Regions from separate parts of the Mus musculus genome. Here region 2 is linked to region 1. The links are chromatin loops, found by intact Hi-C in ENCODE. Cell type or tissue: heart. All regions are shown on one strand. Each heading gives the region's core, and the rest is flanking DNA. Links, peaks and the distances in the headings are about the cores only. Region 1 holds the start of Dnhd1 (dynein heavy chain domain 1). Region 2 holds the start of Apbb1 (amyloid beta (A4) precursor protein-binding, family B, member 1).

Evidence for each region. Hi-C counts contacts between places; a loop is a spot of excess contacts. Peaks named below come from ENCODE experiments on the same cell type or tissue, not always from the same donor. Only the 100,000 strongest peaks of a DNase experiment are listed, where the experiment ranks them.
Region 2: a loop joins it to region 1, with 3 times the contacts of the local background. A loop is called at or near these places in 1 of 42 quality-filtered maps.

The regions. Positions count from the first base shown.
Region 1 is chr7:105,648,723-105,654,096 of GRCm38, reverse strand. Dnhd1 (dynein heavy chain domain 1) reads right to left here and starts at 3,321. Exons shown (of 44, transcript NM_001370803.1): 1 at 3,156-3,321; 2 at 2,826-3,025; 3 at 1,791-2,595. The coding sequence starts at 2,889. It also overlaps a transcript of Timm10b not described here. In heart, for the core only: CTCF peaks have their summits at 2,730 (motif pointing right) and 3,176; DNase peaks (open chromatin) are centred at 2,726 and 3,346; H3K4me3 peaks cover 1,151 bases; H3K27ac peaks cover 810 bases.
Region 2 is chr7:105,578,948-105,584,321 of GRCm38, reverse strand. Apbb1 (amyloid beta (A4) precursor protein-binding, family B, member 1) reads left to right here and starts at 2,831. Exons shown (of 15, transcript NM_001253885.1): 1 at 2,831-3,187. In heart, for the core only: no CTCF peak of the experiment used is centred there; DNase peaks (open chromatin) are centred at 2,811 and 3,041; H3K4me3 peaks cover 1,975 bases; H3K27ac peaks cover 1,626 bases.

The sequences.
Region 1 (5,374 bases), core at 191-5,190:
AGAAGAGTTGGAGCTAGTACACTTGAATTGAACCAGCCAGTCAGAGCTCATTAAGAACTAGAAAGAGTGAGTTTATTCAGCACCAAGTCTCGGAGGCTGAAAACATTTTAGGCCTAGATAAGATTGTATGGAGACTTAGAAGCTCCCAAGACTAGGTGTAATTAGCAGACAGAGGCAGTGAGCCTTCCAGACAACAATTACAACAGGAGAATAAAAGATACTTTAACACAGAGTACCTACATCTCAGGTTCTGTGTCTTAAAGGCTGAAAATATCCCTCTTCTTTAACAAGAGTCTCATCCAGATGCCAGAATTACTTCAAACTCTGATTCTAGTGTCTTTCTCTCTTTCAAGCAGGTATTGATGAAGAATGAAATGGTGCTTCCACTGTCTTCCATTCATTTCCAAATGCACACTAGCATGTAATACAACTAACTGCTGCCCCACTGACACACTTTCACCTCCTAACCCACTTTACTAATCTAATGTCTATCCAAATTTTCTACTCCTACTGTTCCAGCCCCTTCCCTTCCCAATCCCATCCCACTAAGAGTACACAGGCAATAGCCAACAGCCTTTTGTTTTATACTACTTACTACAATTTGTTAATTATACCTTACTTGTTCTAATATCTCCCTTACAAAACTGTAAGACTGATTTCATAGGAAAGAACTAAATCTATTTGGCTAATTTTTTTACATTCCCAGCATCTGGATACATCCAAGTAGCAATTAAGTTATTAAATGAACCAAAACCTAGGAAGACAGTCCTGGAGAAGAGTAAACTGTATTACCTAGACCTCAGAGGATGACTGCCAAGTTCATACAGGTATGAGTACTTGATTCCTTCCTGATATATCAGCCCAGAGCCATTTCTGTTAAGGTCTTCCAAGAGTTAGTTAGACTTGGGCCCATGCTAGGGGCAGGAGGGAAGCTTGGCTGAGAAGATTGAAGCCAAATTGTTGACATTTGACACCTTCCTTCATAGTTCCAGGAGCCTGCCCACTTGCCCACCATTAGGGATCTGAGAGGTCACGAAAAAGTCACAAATTGAGCCCACCGTAAATTTAAGAGCAAAAAATGAGCAAGTAAGTCATGTTTGATTACATGCAAAGTTAGCTTTTTTCTGCCTAGAGAGTGAATATATCATAGACAAGTGACATAAAAAGGGAAAAGCAGGCCAGAGCTAGGAAGAAGTTCCTATACTAAAAGAACTCCTAGAAGGGATCTTCTAGGCATTCTGAAATCCTAGGATTTTGGAAGCCAGATTGGGGGACTGGAAGGAATAGATCATTACTCAAGGGGCCACCCTTACTGTCAGATCATGAAGTTGACATAGAGGCAGTGCTTTGCTTTAGACCTGGAATAGTTCACATAGACCTGTGGAGGAAGACCACCCAGGCAAGCACTCCCTAGAGTAACCAAAGACCCCATATAGAGTTCCTAGGACCAGCACAATATATGCCCCAAAGTATGTTTTGGCAAATATAAATGACCAAGAATATGAACCCCAAAGAAGCTTCTGGCACCGTCTGAGAAGACTGGAAACTACAAGGTCAAGTTTTGGCTTCCTAATGGCTGCTATTGATTTCAGTGTTTCCCTATAGATTAGCATTGAGACATTAGCTTTGTTTTTGCAAGTGAAAAAGGTGCAGCCTAGTCCAGCTCACTTTAGAGGTGGGCTAATCCTGAAGAGCCATGAGGAGCTGGCTCAAGAAGCCAGTAGCCCTGCAGGCACCTAAACTAATTCATTTTATCTCTTCTACTTAAAGCCCCAAACCATGCCACTCACTTTCTCCCAGCAGGTTCGCCTTCTGCCTGCTCAGTATCACTGCTTTCATACTGTACAGGGATGTCTGTAGCCAGTGCCAAGGGCAAAAGACTAAGGCTGTCCAGCCATGGGGTCTCTTCTAGGGCCACCTCAGCACCAACAATGCCCAGACAGTGCTGTAGCTCAGGCAGTGTCAATGGTCGGAGCCACGTGGCCAATTCCTTTTTTTGTTGCCGGTCCCACTGGGCCTTCACAAAAGGGCATGCTGAGCATGGAGGCCCTCGATGAAACCTCTTCATCCATAGACCACAGTCAACATGGGAAGAACTATGTAACAAAGAACTGTCTGGGGGAAAGGCCTTGTCTATGGCATCTAGCAGGTCCAGCTCTAGCCGGGCTTGGACCTTGGGTGCCCAGCAGTACAGCTGCTCCAGGAAGGGCAGCAACTCGAGTTGACCAGCTAGCATCTCACGGTATGGAGGCAACAGGCCCAGTACTGCATGCAGATAGCGCCAAGCTTCACAACTGCCATCCTGCATCACAGCTGAGAACAGAGACTGAAGCTCAGACAGCAGCAGCTTCAGCAGTGTCCGCTGCTCTGATTCAACCACTGCCTTGAGATCCTCCTGTTTCATTTGACAGTCCCAAGAGTGTTCTTGTCCGCTGCAGCTACATCCAACGAGCCCAGACTGAAGGGTATAAAACCATGGGTTTTTCTTCTCTTCCAGAATAAAGTGGAGGCAGGTATTCAATTGCTGTCGAACAGATCTTGCCCACAGCTCGGGGTCCAAATGCCAATTCCAGGCTTTTGGCTTCTGGGTCTGACCTGTGGGACCCAGCGGGGGGGGGGGGGGAGGGAGGGAGGGACATGTAGAAGTTCTGGCTCTGGGCTGTGCCAGTAGGGTTAGGACAGCAAGGTGGATATAGAGTTGCAGAGCATAGGAAGACCAGTAGAGGGCCCTTACTGAGCCACTCACTGTCAAGGACTAGCACAAGTCCAAGAGGGAGCCCTCCCTGCCCAGGAGCTCCTTCCCACCCTCCAAGGCCTCGTCTCACCTGGCCTGCAGGATGTAGAAGGCATGGGAAGGGAAGGGGGACTGGTCTGTGAATGAGGTTTCATTGCGGAGCGCTCCCTGTCGTGAATGAACTTAGACTCAGTTCCAGTCACTTAACACAGAGACCGATACACGCTTGCAAAATCTTTGGAAAAACTGTGTTCACATGAGGAAAACTTCAGAGTGGAGGCTGGCAACCACCTTGAAAAGGAAACACAAAAGGGTTGTCACTCAAAGGCAGCAAAGCTCCCGTCCCCTGAAGCCTTTACCACAGACTGAGAAGGTCCAGAGTGCAAAGCCGGCTACTGGGTAGGGAAGCAGTTTAGGACACCTAGCGGAAAGACGTGGCAGAAGACAGCTCCCGGTGCGCCAGTGGGAGGGGCCTCCCTAGGCACTGGAAGAGCTGAGCCACTGAGGGCAAGGGTAGCAGATCCCAGAGCCAGAGCAGAGGACTCAGCTGCACCACCTGCTCCCAGCTGTTAGAACCGTTACAGAATCCTGGAGGCCCGAGCCTCAAATCGGAGCTAGAAGGAGAGTTCAACAGGCATGTGGGAGGGGCCTGGGGGCGGGACCGGGACCCAGGCCACACTAGCATACTGCTTTTAACCTGACACCCCAAAGGCCCAAAAAGAATCTGGCTGAGCGGGAGACTGAATGACAAGATTGATTTGGGGGCACTAACAGCATTAGGGGCGTGGTCGTAGGAAGCAAGTGTAATCCTAGGGACTCACTCGCTCACTGATTTTTCCCTCCCCTCCCTTGACAGCATATCCAACTGTCCCACCTCAAGTCCCAACAAGAAACCCGAGTAAGACAAACATCTTGTATCTCTCTCAACAAGCTACACATCTAGTAGTGAGTGGTTTAGTTATGAAAGAAAGAAAGAAAGAAAGAAAGAAAGAAAGAAAGAAAGAAAGAAAGAAAGAAAGAAAGAAAGAGAGAAAGGAAGAAAGCAACCTACCTCTGTTATAGATTTTATTCTAATCAGTGGAAATTTTGATAGGCCAGACAGTAAAAAGAGTAGACTTGGGGGAGGGGGGAGTAGGGTGTTTGATTTCATATATTTCAAGTTTTAAGTCTGAGATACAGATCTCACAGGTGAGAGGCATAGCTCAGTGGTCCAACACTTGCCTCATATGCTCAAAGCCCTGGGTTTAGTCTCCAGTCTAGAAATGAAAGCTGTCCTTGAAGTCATGACTCCCCTGCCTCAACCTCCTGAAGGAAAGAATTATATGTATGTGTCCAACTAGAAGTTTAGTGTTTGCTCTCACTTGAGTCACATTCAAGCTTGAGTATTCCCAGGACCATGGTTAGAGTGTTCTGCTTTCTCTAAGGCTAAGCAAATAGTCTTTGCTTTCAGGATCCAAGAGAGTTAGTTCATCACCTCCTCTGCCTAGGCCCATTACAACTAGTGAGATGAAGAAGAGAAGAAATCACACCTCTTTATGAAGGGCACAACCTGGAAGTTGCCTGTGTCACTCCTTCACTTGCCCTGACCTAGGCAAAAATAAAACTTTCACATCTAATCTTTTTTTTGCAAAGGTTGTGGTGGTTTGAATGAGAATGACCCCATAGGTTCATATATCTGAATGTTTGGTCCCTTGCTGGGGCTGTTTGGGAAAGATTAGAAGGTATAACCTTGATGGTTCATCTCACTGGTGGAAGGATTGTATACAAGAGTGAGCACTTTTCTCCACATTGTTCTCAAATTTTTATTTCAAGTTTCTGCTCAGGCATGCATCCCCTTATAGTGAATCCTTTAATTTCCCAGAAGTCAGCACTCTCCCAGGTCCAGACCCTCTTTTCCCCAAACTAATTTTACCCCATACTTTGATTGCTATCTCATATTTGCTTATCCATTTACCCTGATAAAAAATGTAAGCTCCTGGAGTTACAGAGACAAACTGTGGAGCAGAGAATGACCCAACAGGGGATCCATCCCATATAGTCATCAAACCCAGACATTATTGTGGATGCCAACAAGTGCTTGCTGACAGGAACCTAATATAGCTGTCTCCTGAGAGGCTCTACCAGTGCCTGACAAATACAGAGGTGGATGTTCTCAGTCAACCACTGGACTAAGCACAGGGTCCCCAATGGAGGAACTAGAGAAAGGACCCAAGAAGCTGAAGAGGTTTGCAGCCCCATAGGAGGAACAACAATATGAACCAACCATTACCCACAGAGCTCCCAGGGACTGACCACCAACCAAAGAGTGCACATGGAGGGACCATGGCTCCAGCCACATATGTAGCAGATGGCCTTGTCGGTCATCAATGGGAGGAGAGGCCCTTGGTCCGCCAGTGCCAGGAGATGGGAGTGGGTAGATTGATTGGTGAGCAGGGAGAGGGGGAAGGGGATAGGGAGTTTTTGGAGGAGAAACCAGGAAAGGGGATAACATTTGAAATGTAAATAATGAAAATATCTAATAAAAAAGAAAATAATAAACAGAATCATAACAGCAACAACAAAAACAAAAACATACAAACTCCATAGTGGCAGAGATTCTAATTGTTCTTATTGCCTCTTACTCTATCTCCAGTCCTTGGT
Region 2 (5,374 bases), core at 308-5,307, 70 kb after region 1:
CAGAAAAGTAACTAATGTGGGTTGTGGTGGTGGTGATGTATGCCTTGAATCCCAGCACTCTCAAGGCAGAGGCAGTGAGTCTTTGTGAGTTTGAGGCCAGCCTGGTCTACAGAGCAACTTATAGGACATACAGGGCTAAACAAAGAATTTCTGTCTTGAAAATAAACAAACAAAAAAAGAAAAGAAAGTGAAAGAGAAAGAGAAAGAAAGAAAAATAACTAATGTATGCTCATCATTCTTGCCAGATTGTCCAAGTTTGTGATTATCTATAAATATTTCCTGAATACCTCAGCCCCTTGTTCAATGAGATTTGAAAAATTTTGGTGGGCCATTTTAGGTGAGTGGTATCTCTGACTTTTCTCACTGGTCAAAGCAAAAAATCTAGAAGTTATTTTCTGCCATGTCCTCAAGCCAATGCCCAGTTAATTAACTGATCACTAAATTTCTGTTTATTCTGTCTCTTGAATTTATTGAGTCTATGCAATGTTCTCCATTCTTAATCCTGCTGGTATAGGTCTTAGTCATCACATCCCACCTTAGCTACCTTAATTACCTCCTAATTGATCTCCACCCTTCTCAACATCCACACTCTGATGACTTTCTTTTATATATATATAAGATTTATTTATTTATTTTATGTATATGCGTACACCATTGCTCTCTCCAGACACACTAGATAGAAGAGGGCATCAGATCCTATTACACATGGTTATGAGCCACCATGTGGTTGCTGGGAATTAAACTCAGGACCTCTGGAAGAGCAGTTGGTGCTCTTAACCACTCAGCCATCTCTCCAGCCCTCTGATGATTTTCTACTTAACGTTCAGAACTGACTATAGAAGGCTCAACTTGATTTGACACTATTCTATCTTCTCTGTCATTTTTATGTACCACCACACTTGCCTTAGTCTGTTTTCTGAGGTTACAACTAAGTACCACAGACAGGGTATTTACTGATATTTCTAGAATCTGGGATGTCCAAGATCAAGGTGAACACTTTGTGAGGTTCAACTTGATGTTAGGATTCTGTGGGGGTCTAAGATAGCACAGGGTCATCTCTATGGTAAGAAGAGGGACGTGCTAAAAAAAAGACACAGACAAACTAGCTTTTATACTAGACCTGTTCTCCACACAACCCTATAATACATTAAACCACGAACGAACAAATTCACCCATAAAAGCTGAACCTTCACGACTTCCGGGGGGCCAGGGTGGGTGGGAGGGGTTGAGGCAGACTTCTGGGGTTCAGGCTGGCCTTGGTTATGGCCCTCTCGACTCACCGTGAGTTTGGGTGGCCATCTTTAAACTACAGCAATCTTCACACTCCTCCTGTACTCCTGCTACTTTGAGTAATTTTCTACTCTTCTGTGTGACCTCTATGTCATCCTGTCCTCACACTTAAACTTTACTTCCTGTGGGAGCCTTCCAAATCTCCTGGGCCAGAATAACCTGACACACACAGTGTCCCGTGTCTTTTCCTTAAGACACCATAATTTTAATTACCTATGTGGTGTCTCTTCCCTCTTTTAATCTGTAAGCTGAATGAAAGCAGGAACTCTCTTTTGCTTTCTGGGTGTTAGCACCAAGGACAGTGTGTCATACCATACACCTATTTGCTGAGAGTGAGTGAGTGAATGAATGAATGTCCTTCTAGGTAACACGTGCTCATTTCTCAAGGATCCAGGTCAGGTGCGTGTCTTCCAGGTGGGATGCAGCTGAACCAGATTCTTTTGGGGATCTTTATGTCCGGCTTGGGATCCAACATGGTTTGTATTTCCTAGGTGCTTGTCAGATTACAATGGATTCTTAGCCACAAGTCAGTAACTGTACAAGATGAGTGATGGACATAGGGAGTTTTGTTACACTGCTCCACTTTTGCACATAAGTGCAAATGTCTATAACAAAAATTTAAAACATTCATATTTACCCAGGGATAAATGAAAGTATATTCAAAGTACTTTGGAGTACTTGCTTTGAACAAGCCAGAGATTGATAAAGTGACCCTGCATTAAGAGTATGTGTGTGTGTGTGTGTGTGTGTGTGTGTACTTTTCCACGTCAGGGAAATTCTTTAGAAGATGAACATAAGATGAAATAACAAATTTAGATTTGGGCACTGTTAGACTTAGATGCATCTCCAATCAGTTTTTCAGTATGTTCAGAGCCCACCGAGCCCACAGCTCAGGGGACAATGCTTTTGGGGTTTCTGCCCCTCTTTGCCCTTGATGTCAGGGATCTGACCATTAAGATTTGCCTCATTGTCTATCCAGGGCCTGCAGTGAACAGGAAAATAGCCAAGTACAGCATTTCTGTTTAATTTCCACTCAGTTCTCCATTTGGTCCTTTCCTAGAGTTAATTTCTACCCTGGAGTGCAGTGGGGGGGGGGGAGGCGGGGTGGGGGACGCTGTGTCATAGCTTTATATTCAGAGGCACGGGTAGAGTGTAAGAAATATCTCAGTTCTGGTTTAGTTTAACCACTTACTCTGTTACTGAGGGCAAGTCGTGTTACCCTTCAGAATGTCAGCACCTGCCTCTCAAATCCCGAGAACAACAATTGTGGGAATTGCACAGCGCTGGTTTGAGGATGAATGCAAGCAAATGGTTGAACATAGAGCCTGGTACAGAGTAAGCGGTCAATAAATACGCGCTATTATTATCCACAGGACGTCAGGGAGTGCTACCACAAGAGCCAGAGAGCAGCCGGCTGCCAGCCTCTTGAGGCGCAGCCACGGTCCCAGCACCCGTGTCTCTCTCCACCCTCCTCCTTCCCCCCTCCCTAGCGGATCAGACTCCGTGCTCTAGGCGCGTCTCCCGGCGTCGGTGCAGGACCGACGCGGAGGTGAGTCCACGGTGGCATGGAAGGGGAGAGCTGGGCAGGGTCCTGGGAGTTGGGTGCAGCCGTGCGGGGATAGACAGGAGGCCTGGGACGCAGGGCTTGCGAGGGTCAAGGGTCTGCAGGGTGCGGCTGGGGCAGCTGCAGCCAGTGCGGCTCGCACTCGCTCGCGCGCCCCGCCCCGGCCAAGATGGCGCCCCTCCCCCTCCCGTGCGCGGCTCCGCCGCTCGGGGCGCGGCCTCGCGGCCTGCGCGCTCCTGGGCGGGGGATGTTGTGATGGAGAAGCTGCGGTGTTGCGGGAGCCTTGCAGCTTGAGCTACCTTCGCCACCTGGGCCTGGGGCCTCGCCGCGCAGGTAGGTGCTGCTCCGTCTCCAGCCCAGCCCCGGGAGCAGGATCCCCAGCCTCAGCAGCCCTTAACCCTTGCAGCCTCTTCTTCTCAGAAGTCCAGGTCTCCAAGCCAGGCCTGATTACCCCCCACCCAACTCCCTTCGCCGCCTTCCTACCGCGGGCCTGCAAAATCACCCTCCGCAGGATCACTTTGGTCCTAACACCGACCGCTCCCCAAAGCTTTGCTTCTTGATCCTCTAGGATGCCCGGCGGGGGCGGGGAGGAGGGGGTGAGCGGGGGGGGGGGGGGGAGAGCGAGGGGCGATAGAAGAGTGGGGGAGGGGACGTCTAATGCTGGGAAGGGGACTTGGATCCGGGTAGGAGCCAGGCCGTGCGATTCCAGACTAGAGCCCCAGGCTTGGGATCTGTCAAGCTGCATTCTGTTGTCCTCAGCGACCGAGGGGTGTGCCCTGGGACCGGCGGGGTTCCCATCTCAGCCTGACAGAGAGGCCTAGCAGCGACTAGAGTGCTCCTTAGGAGCAGTTTTCCCTCTCCAATTCAGATGTTATTTCCAGCCTCTTCCGAGTCCTGTTTGTAGGTTGCATTCTGAGCCCCTAATTTCCCATTCATTTTAAAAATCCACTCCATTCTGTCTCTGACATCCACCGAAGCTTCTGAGCAAGGTCACTGGAGCCCTCCTTGTAACTCCAATGGACACTTGGCGGCTGTGAGCCCATTACCACTGAGTATGTGTCAGTCTCCTTGAAGCATTTTTTTTCCTGGTTTTCCTCCTAGGCACTGTCTATTGCTTTGAAGTGTTCTCTTGTCTCGTCTCTGCATATGTGATGCTATTCTGGCCTGAGCTGCGTTCTTTCACTCTGACCTTTTCCCTTGACCATTTCTTGCATGTCTAACTCTTTAAATTTCATATATAAGCTGCTGAGTCCCAAATTTATTTGTCTGGCCCAGACCACTGCTGAAATGCAAACTCATATATACTCAACTGTCCTCTGACATCCTTTTGAACAGTTCAACAGGAATTCCAAACCTACAGATTTCAAGGTGAATTAATTAACATCTCTTGTTCCCCTCATACCTCACTTACATGTCTGTTGTTCCTTCAGCCTCTCTCAATGACATCTGTCCATTCAGTTCAGGTTATGGTCACAGTGAGGTGGGGTCTGAGCAACATTCACCCTCACCTCTCGACATCAGATCTCACCAAGCTCTGTCATGCCCACGACTTCAATATTTCTCAGGTCTGCTAATGTCACTGGAGCTCAATTGCTGTCACACTTAGTGAAGACAGCCCCCCTGACTGCTCTTGTTTATTCCCTCTTAGTTACACAGCACTCATAATGGTCGTTTTAAAAATGCATCCAATCATTTATTCATTTAACAAATAGGATTTGAGCACCTAATATTTACAAGGCACCGCGAGAGGTACTAAAGATGTCATAAGAAAACAGAATAGACTGGGTTCACGTCCACAGAGAAGTGATGTCTTTGCAGGAAGTCAAATAAGAATGACATTGTAAAGATAGTCAGCATCATGAAGGAAGATGCATGGTGCGCTGAAAGATCCGAAGAACAGAATCTAGGCTGTCAGGGTGGCTAAGCGAGAAGGGGCCAAGGGAAGATGCTCTTAGGAGTATTCAGCTTGAACTAGAATGTAAAGGGAGAGTTGGGAAAATGAGGCTCAGACCATGCTTATGCCTTCCAGGAATCAAAGAAAGCAGCTTAGGCTGGGCAGGTCAATGACAAGAGTTGGGGCCAGAGGGTGAGGGCCATGGTTGGGATAACAGGGCAGTTTAGACAATGCTACGGATTTTGACCATAAGATCATTGACTTTGGTGCAGACTATGAGTGTTAGTTGTTAGGTACAGAGTGGATAAGTCCAGAATATTTTCTCAGAATGTGATCGTTGTCTGGGAGTGGACAGCAAGGGCCGCACATGTATCTCTAGGATCATACAACAGAGGACAGAACAGGTGCACTGTATCCCGTGGTCTCGGATCCTGAAAGAGAATGAGATAGGATGGTAGGAATGAGAAACATGAACGAATGTATTAGTTTGAGAGGCTTCTGGGACAGCTAGATGGAGTTGTTGGGTAGGGAGTTGAAAGTTCATGTCTGGAGTTCCGATGAGGGAACTTCAAGTTTGGAAATCATCGTTGTATAGATGGTAACTGGGTCTGGGGGCATGAATGAAT